3 separate regions of the Mus musculus genome follow, and all the other regions are linked to region 1. Evidence: chromatin loops called from intact Hi-C (ENCODE). Cell type or tissue: gastrocnemius. All regions are shown on one strand.

Region 1 (8,000 bases):
AGGGCCCCCCACAAGGAAACAGATGGGACAGCACAGCGTGGGAGCTTCGACCCCTGACCTTACAGGCCTGAACAGAGGGGTGGGAACCTGCTTGGCTGCCAGCTCCCAAGACTGTCCTAGAGAGAGGGTCATGGAGCCCTGGGGGGCCGGGGAGAGCGCCCTCCTGCCTGTCCCTAGAGCTTGGTGGTAAAGCTCATGCAGTGTCTGAGCTGGCAGCTCAACCCAAGCACCCCTTTTCTGGCGGGCACAAGATGCCTGCATCCCTCCACCTCAGCTGTGCCCACCTCCTGCCAGCCTGGAGAGCCAGCTGGGAACCTTGGTGCCAGGGGGGAGGCAGAGTCACTGCGCCCTCCCAGGCAGTGCCAGTCGGCCCCTGCTGCTGCCCCCCAGGCCCAGTAATGGGTGGGTAATGAGTGCTGGGGGAGTGGGGGAGGGGCGGGGAGGCAGGTGCCACAGGCTCTGGCACCGGGGGCCGCTAATCAGGTTTGCCAACGCCATCTGTCATCGTGCGAGCATCTGGGGCTCAAGGTGACCCTGTCACCCTCAGTTACAATTATGAGTTTGGCATCTGTATTAAAGCTCGCCAGCCGGCCAGGCAGGGGAGGGCTGGGGTGGATAAGGGGGTGCACGGTGAGCCCCATCCCTGGGGTCTGGTTCCCAGGGGCTGTGTAGCTGCCAAGGCAGGGAGCTTCTCTGCACTGTGTGTGTGTGTGTGTGTGTGTTTGTGTGTGTGCGCGCGCGCGCGTGTGTGCGCATGCGTTTGTGTGTTCTCACACAATATGAGTATACACATACTCATCCCAGCCTCCTTTGCTTTTCTTCCTAGTGTGACTGGGCACAGGATTGGAAATCTCAGGGTTTGTTTCTGAGTGGTGGCTGTGTGTCTGAAGGTTTGGTGGGGTGGATGGAGAGAAATGGCAATGATATTGTATGGGTACCCAGGCAAGCATGTCTATGGGTATGCTAAGAGAGGTGTGGTGCACAGTGAGCCCCATCCCTGGCTCCCAGGGGCTGTGTAGCCACCCAGCTTCTCTGCACTCTTCACTTGTCTTTGGATGACAGTGTGTGATAAGGTGTGAGTTCTTGTAGTGTGCGTGACTGTGGGTGTGCGTCAGACGGCATCAGTGCTGAATCTCTTACAGTTGTAGACTGTATGTGTGGTGGAGGTATGAATCTACAATCTGTGTGAAAGATCACTTCAGTGTGTGTGTGTGTGTGTGTGTGTGTGTGTGTGTGTGTGTGTGTGTGTGTGTAGAAGCAGCAGCTGGCAGAGGCTGTAGATATTCACCCCAGATTCTCTCCTTCCCCTTCAGTCTGTGCCTGCTCTTACGAGCCCAGCTCTGATCCAGAGAGTTCTAACAAAGACCCAGGACTCCCGGATATTGCAGGCCTGTTTTGGGTTTCTCTGTTCTGGAGCTGTATTCTCACGTCAGGATTCCAATTTTGAACAATGGAATCTAGACCTTTTGGATACCCTAATTCTGGAATTTGAAACTGGGTTTTAGAATCTGTGTCCTGCATTCTTGGATCTAATCTTCTACATCCCAGGATTTTTGGAGTCTAGAGTCTTTTCTTCTTCCTGAGGCTGGAGACGGAACCTGCACATACTAGATAAAAGCTCTGTTGCCTAGCTCTGTCTTCAGAATCTCAGTGAGAAATCTAAGCAGCTGCTGTACTGAACATTCTGACCCTGACCCCCAGAACCTATACTGTAATTATGAGTTCGAGGACATGGATTACAAAAGCTGAGTTCTGGGTCTGGGTTCTTACTTCTGGGCTCTTATCTCTGTGCTCATCCAGGACCCGTCTCTCTGCCTGGGGTTTCTATAATTAAGCCTTCAACCACAACCCCTAAGGATAGGTGTAGAGGCGCCATTTGACCACCAGGGGCCGCCCTTGATCTAGATTTCACCTAGACTGATCTAGCTGTGGGGCTAAAAGTACTGGTATCACCCAACTTTTTGAGGGGGACTGAGAGTAACTTTCTTATGCTTCTCACCTGAGGACTGATGTCTCTCAGCTCTCACAATTCAACTCTGAATAGTGGGCCCGCTGCCTCCATAGGCCTACAAAAGGGACTCTCAGACACACAGTGTAAGATGTTAAACATTTGAAAAGGCTATGGAGGGCCCCTTGTGACAGCAGTCCCTGTAACCTCTAAAGGTTTGGTTGTTGTTTTGTTGGTTTTTGAGACAGTATCTAGGTAGCCCTGGCTATCTTGGAACTCACAGACACCTACCTGCCTTCAGAGTCCTGGGCTTAAAGATGTACACCACTGTGCCTTAGCTACAAGGTATGATTTTAACTATCATTGGATGATTCTGATGAGGTCCACGAGGTCCAGTGTGTTCTCCAGGACTGTGTCTGTGAGACATTACTCTGACAGGGCGTAGGAGTCCCTGTGCTATGTCATGCTGTGTCTATGATTGCATCGCTATGCCCATAAGGACCATAAGGGCTATAACGTGTGTCCCTGGAGGAAGGCATGCAGGAGTGTCAGGAGCAGTATATGGAAAGGCTGTGCCTCTGCATGAATGATATCTTCTTAGCAGGACAAGGGGGACATTCTGAGAGTATCAAGTTGAGTCAGTGAATAGGCGACAGGGCAGTGGTGACTAGAGACTTGGAGCAGGAATCAGCATTGAATCTCTCAGCCTTTCTCGGGACATTCCCTGTGTCTGGATACATCTGGCTCTACATCTGTCAACCCATGAGTAGACCCACCAGTCTCTCTCTGAACCTGGCTTCATCTAACTTGTGGTCCCACCCCTACCTCATCCTATTGCCAGGCACATCAAGGAGCACAGTGACCCCTCGCCCCCGAGTCTTGGTGCTTTCCTGTTCAAACCTATTCTCTTTCATATCCCTCACTGTTTCTGCCTACTTGGTTTTCTCCTTCTACCCTTCCTCCCGGAAGTCCCTCTCATCTCCCCATTCCTTCCTCTCAGATTCTAAACATTGCTTTTTCCATGTCTGCCTCTCCCACTTGCCCCCTTCTCTGTGTAGGCCAGAGGTTGTCTTTCTCAACTGTTTTCTGTTTCCTCCCTTTTCAGACTAGGTGTAGCTTCATAGCCTTCTCTAACCTGAAACTCACTATGTTGACCCTGTTGGCCTGGAATTTACAAAGCTCTTCCTGCCTGTGTTGGAACTAAAGGTGTTCACCACCACATCCAGCTTTCTACTTTCCTTCCTTTCTTTCTTTCCTTCCTTCCTTCCTTTCTTTCTTTCTTTCTTTCTTTCTTTCTTTCTTTCTTTCTTTCTTTCTTTCTTTCTTTCTTTCTTTCTTTCTTTCTTTCTTCCTTCCTTCCTTCCTTCCTTCCTTCCTTCCTTTCCTCCTCCTCCTCCTTCTTCTTCTTCTGCTCCTCCTCCTCCTCTTAGTCCTCCCCCTAGTCCTCCTCCTCTCTCTTTCTCTTCTTCTTTTTTGGAGGTAGGGTCTATTGCTGAACCTAGACTGGAAGGCTAGCTGGCCGGCATCCCCCCGGAATTCACCTGCCTCCACGTACCCAGTATTAAAGGCACAGGCCAAACTTAGGTCCTCATGTTTGCACTTGGCCAACTGAGCCGCCACCTCAGCTACTCCTCCCCCGACCCTTCCCTTCCTCGCTTTTTTAAGAGACAGGGTCCTGATATGGAACTGACACTAGCCTCAAACTCACGAGCCTCTGCTGCCCTTGCAGGATTTATTTACACGTGTCACCGAGTTGGTCTGTCCCCTTTCCCTTTCTTATAAAACTACTCCACCTTCTCTTGTCCGTGTGTCCCATCCCTAAATCTTGTTCATCTCTGTCTACCTTCCCTATCTTTAACTCTGCATTTCTCCCTTTATCACTGTCTCTCCGTTTTCCTTTCACTCCATCTCTGCTGTCTTTCCTTCTCTCCATCTAGGCCAGCCCGGGTGGGTCCGGGTGGGTCCGGGACAGCTCAGCCAGGGCGCCACGGTGAACAATGCAGCATTCAGGAGGCCGGCCGGCACCATGGCAACGCGCCCGCCCCGCCCTCCCCGCGCGCGGGCCGCGCGTGCCAAGAGGGTGCCATGGTTACATCAGGCGCGTGCCCACCCCGCGCGCCGCCGCGGCCCCGCACGATCTTACAGGACTGGGCCAGAAGGGGGCGCCCGATCTTTGTCTCTGCCTGGAGTCAGAAGGGGCTGCCATCTTCAGAAAGTCCCTTCAGCCCTCAGTGCCTTGGTTTTCCCATCTATAAAGTTCGGGGGGAGGGGGCGGTGGCAGAGATGTGGGAGAGGAAGAGGGAGTTGGGGAGAATGAGGGAGGGAGAGAAGGATAGAGTGTAGGGCTTCGGAGGATAGTTCTATATTGGGCTTCTGTATTTGATAGTTGGTGAGACTGTATATATATGGGCACATTTTTGTCCCAGTGTTTGGGCACTTGTATGTTTTACAAGAAGTTGTTGGGGTCGGTCCATGGTCAAAGAAGAATCCATTGCTGAAGGGGTCTGCAACCCTATAGGTGGAACAACAATATGAACTAACCAGTACCCCCAGAGCTTATATCTCTAGCTGCATATGTAGCAGGGAAAAGAGGCCCCTTGGTATTGCAAACTTTATATGCCCCAGTACAGGGGGATTGCCAGGGCCAAGAAGCAGGAGTGGGTGGGTAGTGGAGCAGGGCGGAGGGAGGGTATAGGGAACTTTCGGGATAGCATTTGAAATGTATATAAAGAAAATATCAAATAAATAAATAAATAAATAAATAAATAAATAAATAAATAAATGAGAATCCATTCCCACAAGTTGTCCTCTGATCTCCACAAGCTTGTCACCATCAGCAGATGACTAGACATGGCTATGGAGAAATAAATAAATGTAATAAAATATAAAAAAGTTGAATGGGGATGGAGCTTAGTGTGCTTAAGGCCTTGGGTTCGATCTCAGCGCCACATACAAAAAGGTGTTGACTTTCAGTCACTATGTTTATGAATTTGGAAATGTGTGTGTGTGTTGTATTTGTACTTCTGCCTGTGATGGTGAGTGTTGGAGACATAATGGTGTGTCTGTGGTCATGTGACTGGGTACCCATGTGGTATGCCTACGTATGTGGTAGGTCTCTGTAGTTGGGGTGCTGTTGCAAGTTCACATTGCCAAGATTGCTACGCTTGGTGTGTTAAATCCGAGTTGACTTGGAGTTTGTGTGTCTGGGGTCCATGCTCTCAAACTCATTCATATATACTTAGATGGAAATGGGTGTGGTTTCCAAGGACTACAACGTTCTGGTAGCCCCCGCCCCCCTCACCTGAGGGCCTCCTGGCACAGAAGGGGGTGCCCAGCTGCCTGGGACCTTGGACTCCCTACAGGTTCAGGAGAGCCCCAGTTGATGAATATTCATGAGGTGTGGGGGGGGGACTGGCACCTACTGACAACAGCTGCGCTTCCATTAGTCCCTGCCTACTCTGCTTGCTTTCAGTAGGAAAAGGAATTTCAGCCTCAGTCTGTCCCTTTCTCCAAGACTCGGGTCTGGGGAATCCTGAGGACAATCACAGGGCTGTGTCAGCATGTCAACAAATGTCCCAACAGCTTGTTGGGATGGCTAAGGGGCTGTCTAAATGTTGTGACGGGCTCTGAGGAGGGTGATTGTTGTATGACAGGGTGTCTGTGTGGCTCCAGTGTGCCATTACCCAGTTTCATTGTAGTTGTGTCCAGACTGCGGTACGGTGGGACAATGTGAACGAAAGGAGTATCTGTCACTTGCAAGAGGACCGAGCAGTGTGGCCTGTACCTTACTGGCCACCAGCTCCTCAGCAAGGCTGTACTGTGTCATCCAGGCCACCTTGATGTGAGGACAGCTGTGAGCTCTGCCCTGGGAATGCAGGGATTGGACCTGCTTCTGGGGTTAGCGACTCTGTGTAGCCACATGGCTAGGACAGCTGCAGGGACATGTAGACTGAGCGTGTCAGAGTGACATGGATACAGTGTAGGGTCCGATTGTCAGGGCAACCAAGAGGATGTGTGAGGTTGTGGGGCTGCTGACACTGGAGTTAGTGGGTCTGGTGGCATTTCTGTATGTGATAGTGTGGCTGACATTATGACAGGCAGTGTAGTTGTGCTGGTGACACTGTGGTAGTGATTGTAGCTATGTGGAGTTGAAAGTGTGACAGGGATTGCACTTGGAGACAGAAACCAAAAGGCCATGACTGTGTAGCTCCTGCCTCTAGGCTTCACAAAGAACTGAGGCATTTTATGGGCATACAAACTAGGGGTTCACACTGATATTCCTGAGATGGGGACATCAACTAGGCATAGGACCTTTACTTCTTTGTCTCCTCCCTCCTGACTGGTTTGGGGGAGAAGCTTCTAGAAGCAGCAGAGATGAAGTCGGATTCTGGCTATAGTTAGTTGGGCCCAGAGGCCTCAGATCCAGCATGTGTGGCTCAGACATAGTGGCCTTACACTCAGAGCCAATTGACTGCTGCTGCTGGCTGCCCTGAGGTGGCACAGAGGCTCCATTCAGGATCAGGGACCAGGTTACCAGGGTGGGCGGGTCTCCAACCAGCTGCAAATGAAACATTTCCCTAACCCTACATGAGCACTGGCTCCAGGAGGCCCTGGCCAGGCACACCATAGACAAGCATGGGTGTGTCTCTTGCATTTTGGGCAGCTGTGGTGGTGGGGTGTGGATTCCCATCTGTGATCCAGGCATGTTTGTGTCTATGTATGTGAACAGGAGTGATGCTCTGCAGGTTTTCTTTGTATGTGTGGGTGTGTGCTCATGTGGGTGCATTGTGTGTGCCCCTACTTATAGAGGCCAGAGCTCAACTTTGTTCCTTAGATGCTGTCCACTTGGTTTTGGTTTTTTTTTTTTTTTTGCATTTATTTATTGTGTGTGAGTGTGTGTATGTGGCTGGGTGCATGCGCCATAGCATGTATACGGAGTCAGAAGACAATTTGGAGGAAGTGGACTCTCTCTCTCCATGATGTAGTTCCAAGGATACACCTTACTAAACACCTTTACCAGCTGGACAGTGGTGGCACACGCCTTTAGTCCCAGCACTTGGGAGGAAGAGGCAGGAGGATTTCTGAGTTTGAGGCCAGCCTGGTCTACAGAGTGAGTTCCAGGACAGCCAGGGCTACACAGAGAGACCCTGTCTCGGAAACAAAACAAAACAAAACAACAAAAAAACCCAAATAAATGTAAAAAAAAAAAAAGAACCAAAATAAGTAAATAAACAACTTTACCCACTCAGCCATCTCACTGGCTCTTTCTTGTAAACAATTATATCTACAAATAAGTAGGTCTACTTATATAGAAGTATAATTGTGTGCAGAGGGTCCATGCTTGGCATAGCACACATGTGAAGGTAGTAGCAAGCACCTTTATCCAATGAGCCATCTTTCTGACCCTTTTCTTTTTTTAAGGATTTATTTATTTTATGCGTATGAGTATTTTGCTCACATATGTGTGCATGGTGTCTTCAGAGGTCAGAAGAGGGCACCAGATTCTCTGGAACTGGAATTATAGATAGCTGCCATGTGAGCGAAGGGAAACAAGCCCAGGTCCTCTGCAAGAGCAACAAGTGCTCTTAACATTGAGCCATCTCTCTGCTCCTTCCCTTGTTTCTGAGTCAGGGTTTCTCACTGGCCTGGAGTTTGATAAGCATGCTAGGGGCTGGAGAGATGGCTCAGAGGTTAAGAGCACTGTCTGCTCTTCCAGAGGTCCTGAGTTCAATTCCCAGCAACCACATGGTGACCCACAACCATCTGTAATGGGATCTGATGCCCTCTTCTTGTGTGTCTGAAGACAGTGACAGTATATTCATATACATAAAATAAATACATATTAAAAAAAAAGATGAGTATGCTAGGCTGGCTGGTCTGACCAGTGAGCTTCAGGAATCTATCTGCCGGTCTTATCTCCCTGGTGCTGGGATTACAGGTGCACACCACACCATCCTACCTCCTCCTCTTCCTCTTCCCTTTTTCTTCTTCTCCTTCCCCCTCCTCCTCTTATTTCCTTTTAATGTGGCTCTGGGGATTCCACTCCGTTCCT
Region 2 (8,000 bases), 73 kb after region 1:
TGGTCTATCGGGAGGCCTGTGGGGTGCGGTTTCGCAGAAGGGGAGTAAGGGCTGGGAACAGACCAAGCGAGCAGGCCTGGGGTCCTAATGAGAAAATTGCTTCCAGCCAGCGAGCCCTGCTCTGCGGCTGAAATTGCATCCAGCCCCAGCCAGCTTGAGCTAAAGAAGACCCCGCCCTTTGGCAAGGGTTTGGAGCAGCCTGTGTACAGCTCATTCTGCCTACCCTTGCCCCATGCACCTAAACGGAGGCACCTTAGTCCCCAGTTGCTTGGGCAGGGCTAGATTCTGGACCCAACCATCCTCATCTCAGGAGGTAGAGGAGTTCTGAGAGCTCCTCCCCGCTGCCACACAGGTCTGCTGCAGTTATAGACCCACTGTGTGCAGAGGGCTCAGAGCAAGGCCACCTGCCAAGTGGCGTTTGGCTTACAGAGAAAGGCTCTCTAAGGAGCCTTGGTTCTCCATCAGCCCAGGTACAAATCTGCCTGTGTGGCATCCTGTCTTCCAGGCTGCCTCATTTGGAACTCAGCCTCCTTGGGAGCTCAAAGCAGGACCCTTCTGCACTTCCAGAGCTCAGTACCCTAGCCCTAGGCAGGACAACCCAGTGGGTGAAAGGCTGATTTAGCTTGCTTGCTTTTCTCTTCCTTCCCTCACGCAGTTCTGGTCTCTGAACAGAACTAGCTGCAGAATTTGTGGGACTCAAAGCAAAATGAAAACGCTGGGCCTCTTGTTCAAGTTAAAGATGTCAAGATAGTGATGTCAGAAACCAAGGCCACAAAAGCAGCTCGTGGCAGCTCAGTTTCCGAGGAGAGTTGGTACCGCACATAGACTGCTGGCTTGGAACACTGGCTCTTCCTGATTGGACCAGAAGGTCCCTTACCGGTGATGAGGGAGACTTGTGGACTCTGGGGCCTACAGGTGGGAATCTCTTCCTGCCTTCAGGCTTTGTCATCTGCTGATGCAGCCTCCCACCCCAATGTTTGGCTATCCTGCTTGATGGCTTTTAGAGGTGTGGCTGGAGAGGAGGAGGAGAACCAGCTACATACTCCATGCTGTCAGGGGAAGACTGCCCTGGTCGCTCTGGAGAAGCAGAGATGGAGAATCACAGCCCTGGGCCTGGGTAGCCCTAAGTGGAACCTGTTGGGCCAAAGGTGGTTCAGGTTGTCCTGTCCCTCTGGGTGGAGCCCTCCCTGTAGCCACAAGTTCCAAAAACTGTGGAGGAGAAGGGAGCTAGCAGGAGTGCTCAAGGAAGAAGGCAGGAGGAAGGAAGCAACCCCATTGTCATCCCTAAATTACTGGCTGGGATGGCAGGGGAGGAGGCGGAAAGCCGACATTGTTTACTTAATTAAAAGTAAACAACAATTTGCCGCTGCCAGCCTCCCATTAGCTGTGTGTGGAGCCCTAGAGCAAAACGGAGACTGACTTTAGGCTTTCGCTCCCACCAAGCTGACATCCCCAGCCTTGGCTTTTCCCTGATAAAGCCCTTCCCGCCTAGATCCCTTTCCACTCAGGCTCAGGAGGGAAGATGAACCAAAAACTTTCAGGAGTATCCCACAGGATGTGGGTCAGAATATATGTATTGAGACACCACTGTTTCAGGATGCGGTGGGGGCTCTAGTCTGCTCCTGTAGACTGCTCCCTGCTAGATATCAGTCAGGCCAGGTTGTGTCAGCTAGGGTGAAGCAGAGGCTTTTCCTCCCAGCCAGATGTTGTTCCCTGAGAAAAGGGCGGAGTCTCATGACCTAAGGGCCTAGTCCATACTACCTGGAGGCCAGGGCCTTCTCTACCCACCTCCCACATTTCCCTTTTAGCAGCTTATAAGCTTCCATCTTTTTGGCTCTGCTCCCAGAAGGGGCTGCTCAGGGCTCCCGGAGGGCTAAGGAGAAAGTCAGGCTTCTTGGGGGCTGTAAGAGAGGGGCTGCTGGACACATGCCCTCTCCTCCAGGTCAAGAGAGCTTCATGTAACACACACACACACACACACACACACACACACACACACACACACACACTGGGGAACTCCTTTAAATAGGGATGGTGAGTGTAAAAGGTTGTGGGGCACTTCTGCTGGCCTCTGGGGCCTTGGCAGACCATCTTTTCAAGGTCTGTCTCCACTTCTCCTGTAGAGCCTGTCACAGTGATGGAGAATGCAGGTTTCAGTCAGTCTGGATCTTGCTCAGGCATGACCTCAGAGTCAGGTCACCTGCTGAGAGAAAGTCACAAAGGCATAGGAGCGCATGTTACACGCCAAGGACCTTGTCCTTTATAGAACACTCTCAAGCCTTTGGGGACCAAGTGACCAGGTGGGGTTGTAGCTCAGAAAAGGAGCTGGCCAAGAGTGTGCAGTCAAAGGGGCAAATGTGAGAGAGGAGGCCCTATTAGTGCATGCCTGAAGCTGCAGGATTCAACTACTGCTCTAAGTGAGCCAGTCCTGGCCCCTGTGAACCTTTGTAATTGTACAGACATTTTGGTTGGGGCTAACAGGAGGCTTAGCACCAAATGAGCAGAGGCCTGGGATGCTGTCTGACCCACAGAACATGGACAGTCCCTGCACTGCATCCCAGACAGTGTCCTGGTCTCCGGGTCCACAGTATGAGGGTTAAGAAGAAATGTGTCTTTTCAAGATTTCAGTTCTTTCTTCATTCCCTTTGCCCCTCTGGGTTCAGGACACACACACACACACACACACACACACACACACACACACACACACACACACACACAGATCTCAGGATTCACACACATCAGGACATTCACAGGCACTGGCACACAGAACAATCTGGGAAGTTGGTCCTGCACTTAATTGAATTAAGGGGCTGGGTTTGGCAGGACATTGTGTATCTGAGCTGCACTTTCTTACACGAGGCAGGAGGCAGCCACTCAGGCCCCCTGAGCAAGCTGTCCCTTCCTCCTTTTCCCTCCAGCCCTCCACTTCCCTTGCCAAAGATCATACACAGGAATAGCCCTCTCAGTTGCTTGCTTTCTCCCCATGTTACTCCTTGATGCTCAGCTGGTGTAAGTTGAGGACCAGGGCCTCCTGAGAAGGTGCTTCCAGACTGAGGCTGGGGCACTGTCGGGGAGAACTAACGGGCCAGTCTCTCCGCCTGGTTCCCATCCTATATTTGCATAGGAGCTGCAAGTACTGCTGAGTAGAAAGTGGAACAGGCCAGGTGGCAGTGGCACAGGCCTTTAATCCCAGCACTCAGGAGGCAGAGGTAGGCGGATCTCTGTGAGTTGTACAGAGCAAGTTCCAAGACAGCCAGGGCTACACATAGAAATGCTGTCTGAAGGAGGGAGCGGGAGAGGGTGAAGCAGTCTTTCGGTCTTTGCCAAATTTAAACCTCTGACCACTACCTAAGAGATAGGAATGATTTGCTCTTGATATTCCAGGCCAGTAGCCCTACGAATAGGTGCAGAGCATGCCTGTGGAGGCTTGGAGGGCTGGGGCCCGAAGCCCTTCCTCACGGTAACCAGGTGGGGCAGAATGTGGTAAGCTGACAGTCCCTTAGAGTTCTGTCTCATCTGGCATGCATTCCCACTTCAGCCTCTGCTGAAGGGTCTCAGGTATCTGATCTCAGCCCAGAGTCAAGGCTCACTCTGAGAAGTCCTCACCAGAGCCTAATTTTGGTCCCTGGGAGGGCTCATCAGGAGTGAGACTAGAGGACAATCAGGCCAGCCTCCCCAGCGCCATTTCCAAGCACACCACAGCACAGCACAGTCTGGGTCCTGCCACTGCACTGCCCCGAATCCATTCAGAGGAAACCCCAAGCAAACTCCTAACAGCGGGCAGTGAAGGCACCCAGGGAGCCATGGAAGGGATCCCAGCCCTTCTGAAGCCCAGTGGGTGGGGGTTTCCTCCCTTGACTCCTGTGTGCTGGGGCTGGGGACTGACCAATGGATGAGGGAGGCAGCCAGGTCCAGCCAGACCCTTCGAAGTAATCTGTACTGCCCAGGGTCAGGGGGGCTGCAGGGCTGGCCTCACCTCGGCTAACCTCTGGGCGGAACAAAGGGGCCTTTCTCCCGCTTGCAGCCCGGGAGGGTGTGCCTGCCTGTTTCTGCCGCCCTCACAAGCACAAGCGGCGCTTTCCTGTGCCGAGGTTTTGTTTTTGTTTTTGTTTGTTTTTTCTCTTCTTGACTTCTCCATTTTTCTCCCTGTCTGACGCTCCTATTCTGGCTTTCAGTCCCCATCTTTTCACTCCTGCCATGTGGGTGGTAGAAAGATTTTTTTCTTTCCAAGAGTTACCAAGTGTAAAGACAAGTTAGCACCGAGGGTGTCCAGCGCACCTTGGGGGCACTCTTGGGGTCAACAACAGAAAACTCTCAAATGGGAAGCAGCTTACTGGGGCCCGGATGGACCCCTGCGGACCAAACACCTGGCAGCCTCACCTTCTGCTTCTCCTTGCCTCCCTTTTGGAGGCCTCCTTCCACCCCGTTCCCCACTGCAAGCTGTTCCTATTCAAGGTGTATGGCGAGCTCTGCCCTGACCACATCCGAGAATGTGCTTGTGCAGTCATGGGAGCCGCTGTCTGAGGCAGCTCCGTTCCTGATACAGATGCGAGGTCTGGTGGTCATGCTGGGTTCTTGCCCTTCCTGCTGGGCTCAGCACGTGTTCAGAGGGAACCCTGTCTGCGGAACTTCTAGGCCAGCACCCCACGGGCTCGCCCTACTGTGACCGGCAGAGGGCAGCTAGTGTTAACTCGCTGCGCCACCTAGCTACCTTGTTGGGGAGCGCAACGTGAAGCTCCTTGAGCCCCCGCAGGGTCCTCAAGGATCTTTGGCACCTGCTAGCCTGATGTATAGGTGGATTGGTGTTTGTATTCCGTAAATAGCCCGAGTTTCCCTTATATGTACGTGGTACTTTCTATGAAATCGTCCGTAGTGAAAGTCAAGTCTCCATTAACATCTCATCTTCTGTATAGGTCTAAGCTGTACTGTATTAGGAGGCCAGAGAGACTGACTAGGGGGTCTAAATAACAAGAAGGCTCAGCCTTCTTAGTCTAGGCCCAAAGTCCTTCCCAGCCCCCAGTGCCACATGAGACTTGTTGAGGCTCTTCGGGCTCTGATTAGAAAATTGGAGTTAGTCAGGCATGGTTAGTGTACGCCTTTTATCCCGACAATCTGGAGGCAGAGGCAGGCAGATCCCTGAGTTCAGGGCTAGCCTGGTCTACAGGATGAGTTTCAGGACAGCCAGGGCTACATTGTCTAAAAAAAAAAGATAATAATAACAGACAATCTTTTATTAAAACTTAAAAAAAAAAGCCAACAACACGAAACACATTTGGAGTCAAGATTCCAGGTCCTTCGTGTCTTGTGTAAATGGCTCTAGCAGGCTTTGGGCCTCCCGGGTGGAAGAGGAGCAGGCCATGAGCAGAGTACTTTCTTGCCCTGCTCTTTTCTAGGAGCCCTGGGCTCCTCTGTCCATCGAGTCCTTTGATAGGAGGCTCAGCTCAGGATTACAGGATTAAAGGTGGAAACAGGAAGGTGCTAGCTAGGAGATGCTCTGTCCCCTGGGGGGTAGGAGGGGGAGCCAGAGTAGAAGCCACAGTTGCAAGAAAGATCTAGAAAGGGCTCTTTAGAGTCTTAGAGAGGTGGTGGAGATGAAGCAGTAAGCAAAGTCAAGAGGCCTTGTCCTCCTGGAGCTGATGGAGGGTTCCCTTGAGACCCAGGCCGCCAGTCTGCCAGTGCTGACCCAGCTGGAAGTTACCCAGCGGGGAAGGTTTGAAGACAGGGCTGCTAGGCCTGTAGGTGGGAACCAAGTCCTGCTGAAACATCTGATTATGGGATGTGTTTGTGTCTGCCTTCCTTTTACCAACCAGTGTTGGTCTGCCCACAGCCAGGGCACTGCTCTGGAGGGGCTGAGGCGGGTACTCCAACGCAGCTTGCCCTGTATGGCCAGGTAAGGTGGGTGGGCTCTGCTAGGTTCCCCACTGAGCCCCAGCATTCTTTACAGGAGTAGGCCACAGGGGGAACAGGATTAGAGACGCCTAGGGTAGCAGAGGTGCAGGGGCTCATGCCCTGTCCCCCCATCTCTGTCCCGCAGGCTCCATGTCCTATGGTGAAGAAGCTGTAACTTAGGGAACCTTCTCTGCACTGAACTGAAAGGACTCACTTCTCTTTCTCCTCAGATCTTCTCCTTCCTCCTCCTCTTCCTCCTCCTCCTCCACTGAAATCTTGTGGGTGGGCATGGAGGCTCCGGGCCTGTGGGTCCCAGCTCACCCTCTGCTGCGTGCCCTTCTTTACACAGACGAGGACTGAGAAGCAGGTCACGCCGCCTTCAGCATCATTTCTCCCTGAAGCAGCGTTCTGCCCGGGTTGCCTCCTTCTCTGCCTCCTCTCCCCCTGCCTCCTCTGGCTTCCGCACAGGCCTCCTTCCCCACACTGCTTGGCCTGACCCTAATTCTTTCCCTAGCTCTTCTCCACTGCACTTTTCCTCCTGGACTAGACTTTATGTCTTCCTTGAAGCTCCTGCGGTTCCAGGCAGTCACCTATGTGACCTTCAGAGCCTCTGTTGCCCCTCTCATTCAGGTCTGGCATTAGGGACTGACTACTTCCCTCCGAGAGTAATTAGACCAAGGGCAAATGTATTTGGCTGGGGTAGAGGTGGGGGGGGTGCTGCCCAGCCCTGGGAAGGGGAAACACTATTAATAGCCTCAGGAGCAGCTGGGGATGGGGGTGGGTATCTGGCTAGCCCAGCCTAGCCTGGCCTGGCCTGGCCTGGGCAACTCAAAGGTCCAGAAAGGGCAATGCTGGAAATAGAGGGAGTGGGGTGGGGCTCAGCTTCACAGGACACACATTCCCCACCCCCACCCCCACCCCAACACTGGCTTTCTCTGGCTTGTGGTGTATTGAAGGCATTGCCCGCTGTCAGTTTCTACCCAGCACCTTGAGGAGGGGCAGGTTCTTAGGTTAGGGGGTACTTGTCTGGACCCCATTGTCATATGATCCCTGGATTCAGGCCCTTGGAAATGCTAGACACAACTGCTGGCAAATTATGGCACCAGCCAACATTGCCAGGAGTGGATTTGTCTGTAAAGAAGGCAGGACTATGGGCAGCAGGAGGTGGTGCCTGCCATCCTAGGGCACGGGTCTCTGCTTTTGGTATCTTCAGCTCTCTCAACTCCAGGAATGAGCAGGGCAGTGCAGGGCAGGTTATTGGAGCTGAAATCTCAGAATCCAAGGGCAAGCTCTGTGCTCCCCACTTCTCTTTTGGCTTTGCCTGTCTCCTGGGGTCTTTTCCCCATCCCTCCTCATGTGGTGAGCAGCCTCAGACCGTTTACTAACTAAAGACTGCTGTAGGAGGACATACCTATATTACAGGTGCATCTGGGTCTGCCCTTTAGTGGCTGAGAAACCCCTCTGCTGCTGTTAGTGAGCCAGGCCCCACTGCTCACTCCTGGGGCCTTTGGGTCACTGGTGAGCTGAAGCAGCAGATGAAGAGAAATGGCGATTGGATATAAGAATCAGGAGAGTGTGGGAAGCTGCTGCACAGAGCCAGGCTTTAGGCCAGGAGCTGTGGTCCATGTTTCTGATCCATTCCTGATCCAGGAACTCAGCAGGCAGGTGTTACCTACAGCAGGCAGGTTTTGACTGTTACCTACAGCCAAGCAACCAACGTGAACTCTGCCAAGGCCACTTGGACCAGGAGGCTCTGGAACATGGACCTTACTTGAGGTGTTCATGCCATTGCTGCCTGCCTTTGCCTAGATGTTTCTCTTTGTCTCCTTTGTGCTAGGATAAAGCCAGGGTCTCCAGATTGGTAGAGGACCCACATAGTTCTCCAGCAGTCTAGACCAGTGGTTCCTTTCTGGGCAGGTTTAGACTCAAGGGGAAGAGAAGGTGAGCCTGGACCAGGTGCCTTCTGCCTCTTCTCGACTCTCTGAGTCATCCCCTCTCTTTCGGCCTCTGTACTACCTCCTACCCTCCACCTCTGATGGGAACATTGCCTTGGTGGCAAAGCACCTCTGAGATACCCCGCTGGGATCAGTATTGCTACCTAGCAAACC
Region 3 (8,000 bases), 110 kb after region 1:
AGCTCTTCCCAAGGCAGTTAGCTGCAGCAAGGAGGGCCGAAAGGCACTGAGCTCTGTGGTGGGCATGGCTGCCCCTATGGGCCTGGTGTGTCCCAGGTTTATCACTGGCACGCCGGGAGGCAACCAGGGAGTGCACGTGTTTCGGTGGTCCACCTCCTCTGTAGAAAGGGGCCCAGGTGAGGCCGGCTTAGAGGGAGGGGCAGGTGCTGGGCTGGAGGCACATACCATCTCAGTTTTCTCAGTCATGGCGGAACCCACCTCTGCTCTGGCCTGGGGCGGGCACATGGACCCCACGGATAGAATGCTAACCTGTGGGAGAGAGTGAAGTTAAGGGGAAGGAAGGCCAAAGACCATCTTTCTCCCACCTGTTTAACCTGAGCTTTTCAATGTAAGAGCACCCTTAGGCGAGAAAGGGATTGGGGGTTCAATAATCAAAGGTAGAAAAGTGGTCCTAGAAACTGCTAGGACCTAAAAGGAGGGCCTCCTCCACAAGAGGGGAGCCTCCTCCACAAGAGGGGGTGTCTATCAGATACTAGGCAGCGTTGACCCTATGAATTGTTTGTAATGGGCATCTTCAGTCTCTGAACTAGTTCCCATCTTTCAGAATCTCTCCTACCTGCAGCTGGGAATAAGATAGGAATCTCCGGACTAACTCTAAGACCTCCTAAGTCTCCAAGAGTCACCCTCTGCCACCTCTCCATGGCTATTCCAGGGGCCTCTACCCTTGCTGAAAGTTCCTCTTACTGGCCCCCAACCCCATCAGCACCCTACTTACCACGTTTGCTGGGCTCTAAGGTCTGGGGTATCCTGCCAGTGTGTGACTTCCCACATTGCTGCCCTGTTTTCCCCAACTGAGGACATTTCAGTGCCTCCTCACTTCCAGTGAATGAATAAATAAATGAAGTAACAAACACCGAATACAGGCACAGACACTCCTTAATGTTTAAAGCGTCTTTCTTACCCTGTAGCAGTTTCCACAGCTTGGAGAACCCGGCTGTGTGGTCAGGTTTGTCAGTCCAGGTCAGGAGACAGTTTCCACTGTCCAGTTCGGCCGGTGTGCTCCAGGTAATCCCTCCCGTTGGGCCTCAGAGCTGGGCTGCGCCACCTCCCGGGCTCCGGAGGGCCTGAGTAGCTTCGGAGGCGTCGTGGTGGGTACCTCCAAGAGAAAGTGAGCTGCTCCTGGACCGACCCGCCCTTTCCCCCGCCCCCGACAGCCTGGCTTCCTCCCTCTTACCCGCTGGCGCAGAGGCCAGAGGATGCTGGGCCTGTGCAGATAAGGGTCTGGCTGCCTGGCCGCGGCTGATAAGAAGCAATGCTGACCCCGGAGGAAACCAGCGGGCAGGGATCACGGAGCGCGCACCTCCTGATCCACCCCGGCTAGTCACCCTTCGGGGTTTGCTGCTCCCACAGCACTGGAAGACCCCCCAACCCTCAGGAGCCCAGCGCCAAACGTGTGCAAAGGGGAAAGGTGGCAAGGCTGCCTCTGATGTCCTCTGAGGTTGGTCTAGCTTTGAACCCCACCCCCTATGCTGATGGGGGTGGAAGGGGCCCCTTTCCGGTCCTCTGAGGCCCCATGACCCATGAGCCTCAGCCTAGTTCCTCTTTTTTTACAGATCCCCCTGTGGACTGCACCCCCCCCCCCCACACACACACCCAGGAATAGGGCTCCGGAAGGAGACAATTCTGGTAATGTGGCCTTGCCGTGTCCTGACACCGAGGTGCAGGTGTCCCGAACCTGTGGCACTGCTAACGTATTTCCAAGCCCAGGCGGGTGAGATGAGTGTCAAAGCCATATCTGAGTTTCCCAGAAGTTGCTCCCAAGTTCCCCAAGATGCTACTCAGCCATACCACAACTAGGTGGTATCCCTCACTGCCAGGTATTCTGGAGTGATCTTCTGAATTCTGGAAACCTAGAGACTGGAGAGATGGCTTCGTGGCTAACAGCACATGTTGGTTTTGTAAAGGGCTCACACTTTGTTATGGCTCACAACCATAACTAACCCCAGTTCTTTTTTTTTTTTTTTTAAGATTTATTATATGTAAGTACACTGTCTTCAGACACTCCAGAAGAGGGCATCAGATTTTGTTACAGATGGTTGTGGGCCACCATGTGGTTGCTGGGATTTGAACTCTGGACCTTCGGAAGAGCAACCGGCATTCTTAACCACTGAGCCATCTCGCCAGCCCCCCCCTAGCCCCAGTTCTAAGAAATGTGACATCTTAACTCTGAGGGCACCAGACTTGCACATGGTGCACATACATGCATGCAGGAAAAAGTCAAAGAAAAAAAATCCGTATAAAAGTTACAAAAATCCTGGGACCCCAGCTGTAAGCTCCAAAAGGGCCAGGCATGTTGATCCCAACAGTTGAATCTCTTGAGTTCAAGGCTAGCCTGGTCTAAATATTGAGTTTCAGTAGTCGGGTCTATGTAGAGACTCTGCCTCCTCCCAAAAAGGGGAGGGGGACTTCCAAGATGAGCTGAATCCCAGGCACTCCAGGAGGCTTGTCCCCTGTATCTGGTTAATTGTGGGCACACCCAGAGAGGGGCTCAGTGGCCATGCAGACTCATCAAAGTGCTTAAGCCAAAGACCCAGTTACCCACCCTAGTGACTCCTCTAGCACAGCTTGCTACAGTGGGCTTCACTTTCTGACTGATGGTGATGGGTGCATGTGCTGGGAGAGATTCTGCCCCAGGACTCTCCCCTAACATTAATAATCCTCTACTCTAGGGGGAGGGGAGAGAACGTCTCTTCATTGGGTGTCTCAGCAGCCGCCTGTGTTCTGAGAGCATACTCCTATTGAGGAGCAAGCAGGACAGGAAGCACCTGGTCTGGAGCGGATGCACAGAATGCCTGGTTCCGGTTTGGCTTCCGCCACTACACCAACTGCAGACAGCTGAGCCCAAGAAACCAGGCAATAGGATTGAGACTGCAGTGGGATTTGCGAGCACTGGGGAAGTGGAGGAAATGCCTGGATAGCTGGAAGAGGGGAGGCAGCCTGTTTGCAGATGCCGCCCTGTGGCCACCTGATGAACTGCTCTCCTGAGCAGCCAGAGCAGTTTCCATGTCAAAGAGACAAAGTTGCAGTAAGGCAGGAACAACCACTCCTCAGACGGGCAGAGTCCCCCATGCAGATGGCTTCCCAATTCAAAATGACAACCAGCAGGTTACATCTCTTTATTGTCTCAGTCTACACCTGGCCCAGGAATACCCCCAGCAGCAGCCTTTGGTCCAGGGGAGATCTTGGTGGTAGTCTCTGGACATTCTTCGATGGGGATATCACCAGAGGCCACAGGAGCTGCAGGACTGTGTGAATAACAGCACTGGTCCCCTAGTTGACAGGTACCCTGGTGGGAAAACAGGGTGTGAAGCCCCAGGCTGTGAGCACAGAGCTGGGTTTCTTTCCTCAGTCTCTGGCCCCAGCTGTGCCAGAGGCCCAACCTTGGTCCAGTTGCATGGAAGGTGGAAGGAGAGATCACCTCTTTGAATCGTTTGCAAGGAAATGTCTTAAGGCGAGCTGCACGCTGGGCCGGGTCCTCAGCTGGCTCCTTCCTCTTATTCTGTAGCAGCCTCCGCCTCCCTGCTAGATCTTCACTTGCTGCCTTGCCCCTGTGCAGAGAGGGGTGCTGGTACCCCACTTTGTCTTTGCCCAGCCCTGGAAAACCCTCACTTCTACAACATTACCACTCACCCTGGCCGGGCACGGGGCCGGGGACCCCAGTTGGCTTCTGGATTGGCCTGGAAGCGCTTAAGTCCTCGCTGGCGGGAGCTGGGGTTGGCGTCTTCCCGGATGTTGAAGTTGGCCTTCAGCCTGGACAAATGGGTGGAGGCTGGAGGCAGTGGCCATGCAGGGTGAACTCAGCCCCAGAACCTGCCCACCCTGAGGCAACACCACAGGTCTGCCAGGCTCAGAGTTCTTTCATTTATTCAGTAACCACTTGAATTTCCTAGTGAGTTTCTGGATCTGCTCCAGTGGAGCTGAGTTGGCAGCATGAGAGACAGACAAGCAAGAAGACAAATCAGAAATGACTAGGGCTAGGGGTGTGGCTCAGGTAGAGAGCTTGCCCAGTAATGCTTAAGGCTTTAGGGTCTATCCCCAGCACTATAAAGGAATAAAAATAATAAAATAGTGTTGTGTTAGGACATAAAAGACAAGTTGGGATACAACGCTTAACAGAGTGGTCCAGTCCAGAAGGCATCTCTGAGGTGAGAGAGATGGACCTGGGCAAAGGTGGGACAGACTGTGCTGAGCTACAGACCAAAGAGCCAGCCATGGAGGGTTCTGTGCTCTGTAATCTGACTCAGATACTCACACGTATGTGTGACTCAAGAACAGATGATGCAAAAGAGTAGGAAAGGGCACAGGGTGAAGACAGGGTGCAAAAGAGGTTCTGGATTCCCCTCCAACAGTGCCCGTGCTCTGTGCACATGTGCCTGCTGCACCTGAGGGGTAGCCTGTTCCCTGCATAGCTGTCCATACCTGGGCTCCACAGCAAGAATTCGGAATGCTGGACTGCTTTCAGACAGCCGCTCCCGTTTCACTGGACATTCCTTTTCCTGGGGACAGAGATCAAGGACATGGTAAGCCCAAGGAGCACCCAGGCCACCACCCCTTCCTTGCCCTCCTGCCTTGAACCAGGGGTCACCTGCTCTCACCCAGCAACGCATGATGTCCCAGAGGGCCTCAGGGGGAGCATCTGTCTTCACTGCATTCTTACAAGCATGGGAGAGAGAGACTCGGAAACCAGCATGAAGGAGAGCTGACCTGGGTACACAGAGACCACAAAGAGGAGGCTAGACCCCAAAGCACAGGCTCACCCAGGTGGGCACAAGCCAGGTCCTGTGGAATGGCATAGCCATTTTGTTCACAGCAACCCAGGTCACACTGTGACGTCAAAGCTACCTGCCAGGGGCTGGAGAGAAAACTCGGTGGTTAAGACCACTCGCTGCTCTTGCAGAGAACTCTGGGTTTTGAAACCCAGCATCCCCACCGCAGCTTACAATCTTCTGTTAACTCCAGTTCTAGGGAAGCTGACACCTTCTGGCCTCTTCAGGCACTGCATGCAGATGGTGTACTTACTTACACATGGGTAGGCCAAACACATGTACATAAAAAATTAAACAACAAAGCACCTGCTGGAGGGATCATGACCTCTCAGCTCTGCCCTAAGCATACACCAGATTCTGATGGTCCAAACTGCCCCACAAGGGCCCTCACCGAAGCTGCAGAAGGCGGGGTGTGTTGCAGTGGATAGTGCTGCTCAGTTGGTCCAGTGTGTAGTAGAGAGGGACATCAGGAAGTTCCTGAGAGGTAAGGATGGAGTAGCATGGAGTGCTGGCACAAAGTTGGGCAAGGAGGGTCCCCTTTCCTGTGTAGGTCCAGCTCATACCTCAGTAACAACACTGAGGACGCCTTGGATCCTCATGGAAGTGTGGAAGCGGCCAGGATTCGTGGTCACTGCGTCAAGAACTCGGCCCACAAAGTCCAGGTCATGGATGGGCTCTGCCCACATGGGGCCCCCAAGCTGTGGACACCAGGGATACAGATGAGCAAGGGGCATGAATGTATGAGTCCCGGGATTCTGGCCCACTGCCTCTGACCTGGGCCCACCTGGTGTCTCTGTCCACAGTGCTCACACTCGGGAGTTACTGGAGGACCACAGGCTGCAGAGAACTTGATCCTGCAAGGACAGGCAGTTAGAGGGATGGGGACCTAGGACATCCCTCATTCCAACCCACATTATTTACCTGCCACCAGGGTCTCCTGATGCTTTGCCAAGGCGTTGCAGGTAGAAGGCTCCACAACCCACACACTGGAACACCAGGGCCTGTTTGCTGTGGGAGCCCAGGAGAGATCATGAGTCCCTGATATGGTCACTACAACTCAACTCTTCCTTCAGACTGACACCAAGGTCCCAGGACAAATCTCTTATCCACTCCCTCAGTCCATCAGGTTCCCTTCCTGTAGGCTTACCTGGCTGAGGACTTAACCTTGGCCTGGCCTGTGAAAACACGTACAAAGACCCGGATATAGAAGTCAGCACTGATGCTGAGCAGCGGCACGATATAGCGCTGGTAGCAGTTGGCGTGCAGGTCCAGGCTGTGCAGCACAATCCGCAGGGCCTGGTAGCAGGGATGGGCGTTAACGCCAGGAGGAACAAATTTGCAAATGCATCTTTGGCTTAGAACCTACCACAAGCCAGGATTTTCTGTTCCTCAGTTTCTCCATCTACAGAGCCATGTCAGTTATTCCTGTGGCTGGTAGCAGGCACCAAATGACCACAGCCTGCATAGGTGATTTGATCCTATCCCACAAGCTGAGTGTGCCTCTGACATGAAAAGGCACCACCCAGGCTTGAAAGATGTCGAGAGACCTTAAGAAACAAGGACAGAATCTACCTTTCTTTGGCCCTCCCCTCCGGCCTTACCTTCCCATAGTAACCTTCCCAAGCATAGAGCAGATGCCACAAGAGATGCAAAACTATGGCCCAGAGAGGTGCTGTTAGAGCCACAGGCTGAGCAGAGCTCACATCTGGAAAAGCAATCCTTAAGTATTTTTTTTTTTTTGTCCTGACATTTGGGAAGTAGAGGTGGGAAGGTCAGGAGTTTAAGTTGAACTTGAGCTACATAGCAAGTTTGAGGCCAGCCTGGGCTACAAGAAAGCCTGTCTCAAACCTTCAACACCAGGGCTTCTTGTATTGGGGACATAGCTCAGTGGTAAAGCATTTTGAACGCACAATATCCATTCCCCGGTATAATCTGAAAACCTAGTTTTATTCAGAGTGCTATGTCTGTGATTCAGTGCGTGAGCGGTCACACATTCCTGCTTGGAATACAAGCCATCCCCATTTTGGGGTAGCAAGATGGCTCAGTGGGTAAAGACGCCTGCCACCAAGACTGATACTGGATCCAAATGGTAGAAAGGAAGAAAGGACTCCAGGATGCTGTCCTGACTTCACCATGGCACACATGCCTCCCTAATATAAAAAAGGGGTATGTGTGTGTGCGCACATATATATACATACATATTAAAGCTTTTTTTTTTTTTCCTTTGGAAACAGGATTTTATTATGTAGCCTTGGCTATCCTGGAACTGTATTTAGCCCAGACGAGTAGCACAAGAGATCCACCTGCCTCTGCCTCCTAAGTGCTGGCATGCACTACCATACCTAACAAAAATACTTTTAAAAACTAAGTTAAACTATAGAATGCTAGGAAAAATATTACTGCCTATTGAACAAGGATGTCAAAGGTCAGTTTGGCAGTCACATCAGAGCTTGGAATGGGCCAGTTCTGACCATCTGAGGACACTGAGCATCATCAGGACAGGAAGGTGTGCTTGAAGGGTCAGGGTAGGAATGCTCAGAGCCTATTCCCCAACTCCAAGGCTGGCTTGGGGGTAGTCTCACCATTTCATGGCAGGCTCGGCTCTTGAGGGCCATGGCCCCATACTTGCTGTAGCATGTCTCTCCGCTGTTCCCCGCCAGGACTGCCATGTCTGTGCAGGTGACACACAGAAGTCCTGTGGGGAGGAGATGGACAGTGATGACCCTCCAAACAACTCTGCCCCCACACCTGATTGGGTGTTCTCAATGCTACGGGCCAGCCTCACCTCCATCACTCACAGCCTGCACTGCTGCATCCAGGAAGGGGGCGGGGCTGCCATAGGGGTCCAGGTCAATGACATCAAATCGCTCAGGTGCCTTTTGGTGTTGGTACATCAGCATCCTAGATGTGAGGGGTCCAAGTTCTCAACCCTTCAACAAAGCCCCTGCCCTGTCCTCTATGGCACAGTGGTTTTGCTCTTGAATTTGAGGCTAGCTTAGGCATTTGATATTTTCTTTACAGTTTAGCCATATGGATGGAACCCTGGGTCTCATGCATGCTAGGCAAGTGTTTTAATGCTGAGCTAAACCCCAGCCCCTTTGGCCACTTGTTAACTGATTTCTTGATTTACACAGGACTCAGTCACCCCACCTATAACCCTGACAAATAACAGTC

The links. A loop is a pair of places that touch in the nucleus more often than their neighbours do. Peaks named below come from ENCODE experiments on the same cell type or tissue, not always from the same donor. Only the 100,000 strongest peaks of a DNase experiment are listed, where the experiment ranks them.
Region 2: it touches region 1 in a loop (4-fold over the local background); 15 of 42 quality-filtered maps call a loop at or near these places.
Region 3: a loop joins it to region 1, with 4 times the contacts of the local background. A loop is called at or near these places in 30 of 42 quality-filtered maps.

What each region holds. Positions count from the first base shown.
Region 1 is chr8:84,807,134-84,815,133 of GRCm38, reverse strand. No RefSeq gene overlaps it. Among named protein-coding and RNA genes, the nearest start is that of Nfix, 11 kb to the right of the region's middle. In gastrocnemius, CTCF peaks have their summits at 1,872 (motif pointing right) and 4,102 (motif pointing right); DNase peaks (open chromatin) are centred at 459, 1,888, 4,063 and 5,326; H3K4me3 peaks cover 1,497 bases; H3K27ac peaks cover 4,507 bases.
Region 2 is chr8:84,734,418-84,742,417 of GRCm38, reverse strand. All of the region lies in intron 2 of Nfix (nuclear factor I/X), which reads left to right. Among named protein-coding and RNA genes, the nearest start is that of G430095P16Rik, 15 kb to the right of the region's middle. RefSeq lists an enhancer at 1-557. In gastrocnemius, a CTCF peak has its summit at 4,698 (motif pointing right); DNase peaks (open chromatin) are centred at 83, 4,673 and 6,661; H3K4me3 peaks cover 4,248 bases; H3K27ac peaks cover 7,885 bases.
Region 3 is chr8:84,694,949-84,702,948 of GRCm38, reverse strand. Trmt1 (tRNA methyltransferase 1) reads right to left here. Exons shown (of 17, transcript NM_001164559.1): 6 at 7,612-7,727; 7 at 7,409-7,521; 8 at 5,974-6,122; 9 at 5,748-5,834; 10 at 5,611-5,680; 11 at 5,390-5,524; 12 at 5,218-5,303; 13 at 4,656-4,764; 14 at 4,480-4,556; 15 at 3,691-3,810; 16 at 3,479-3,608; 17 at 3,141-3,346. The coding sequence ends at 3,185. Lyl1 (lymphoblastomic leukemia 1) reads right to left here and starts at 1,492. Exons shown (of 4, transcript NM_008535.2): 1 at 962-1,492; 2 at 1-309. The coding sequence starts at 285. In gastrocnemius, CTCF peaks have their summits at 1,108, 3,028 and 5,037 (motif pointing left); DNase peaks (open chromatin) are centred at 2,959, 3,774, 5,022, 5,557 and 1 more place; H3K4me3 peaks cover 3,213 bases; H3K27ac peaks cover 4,987 bases.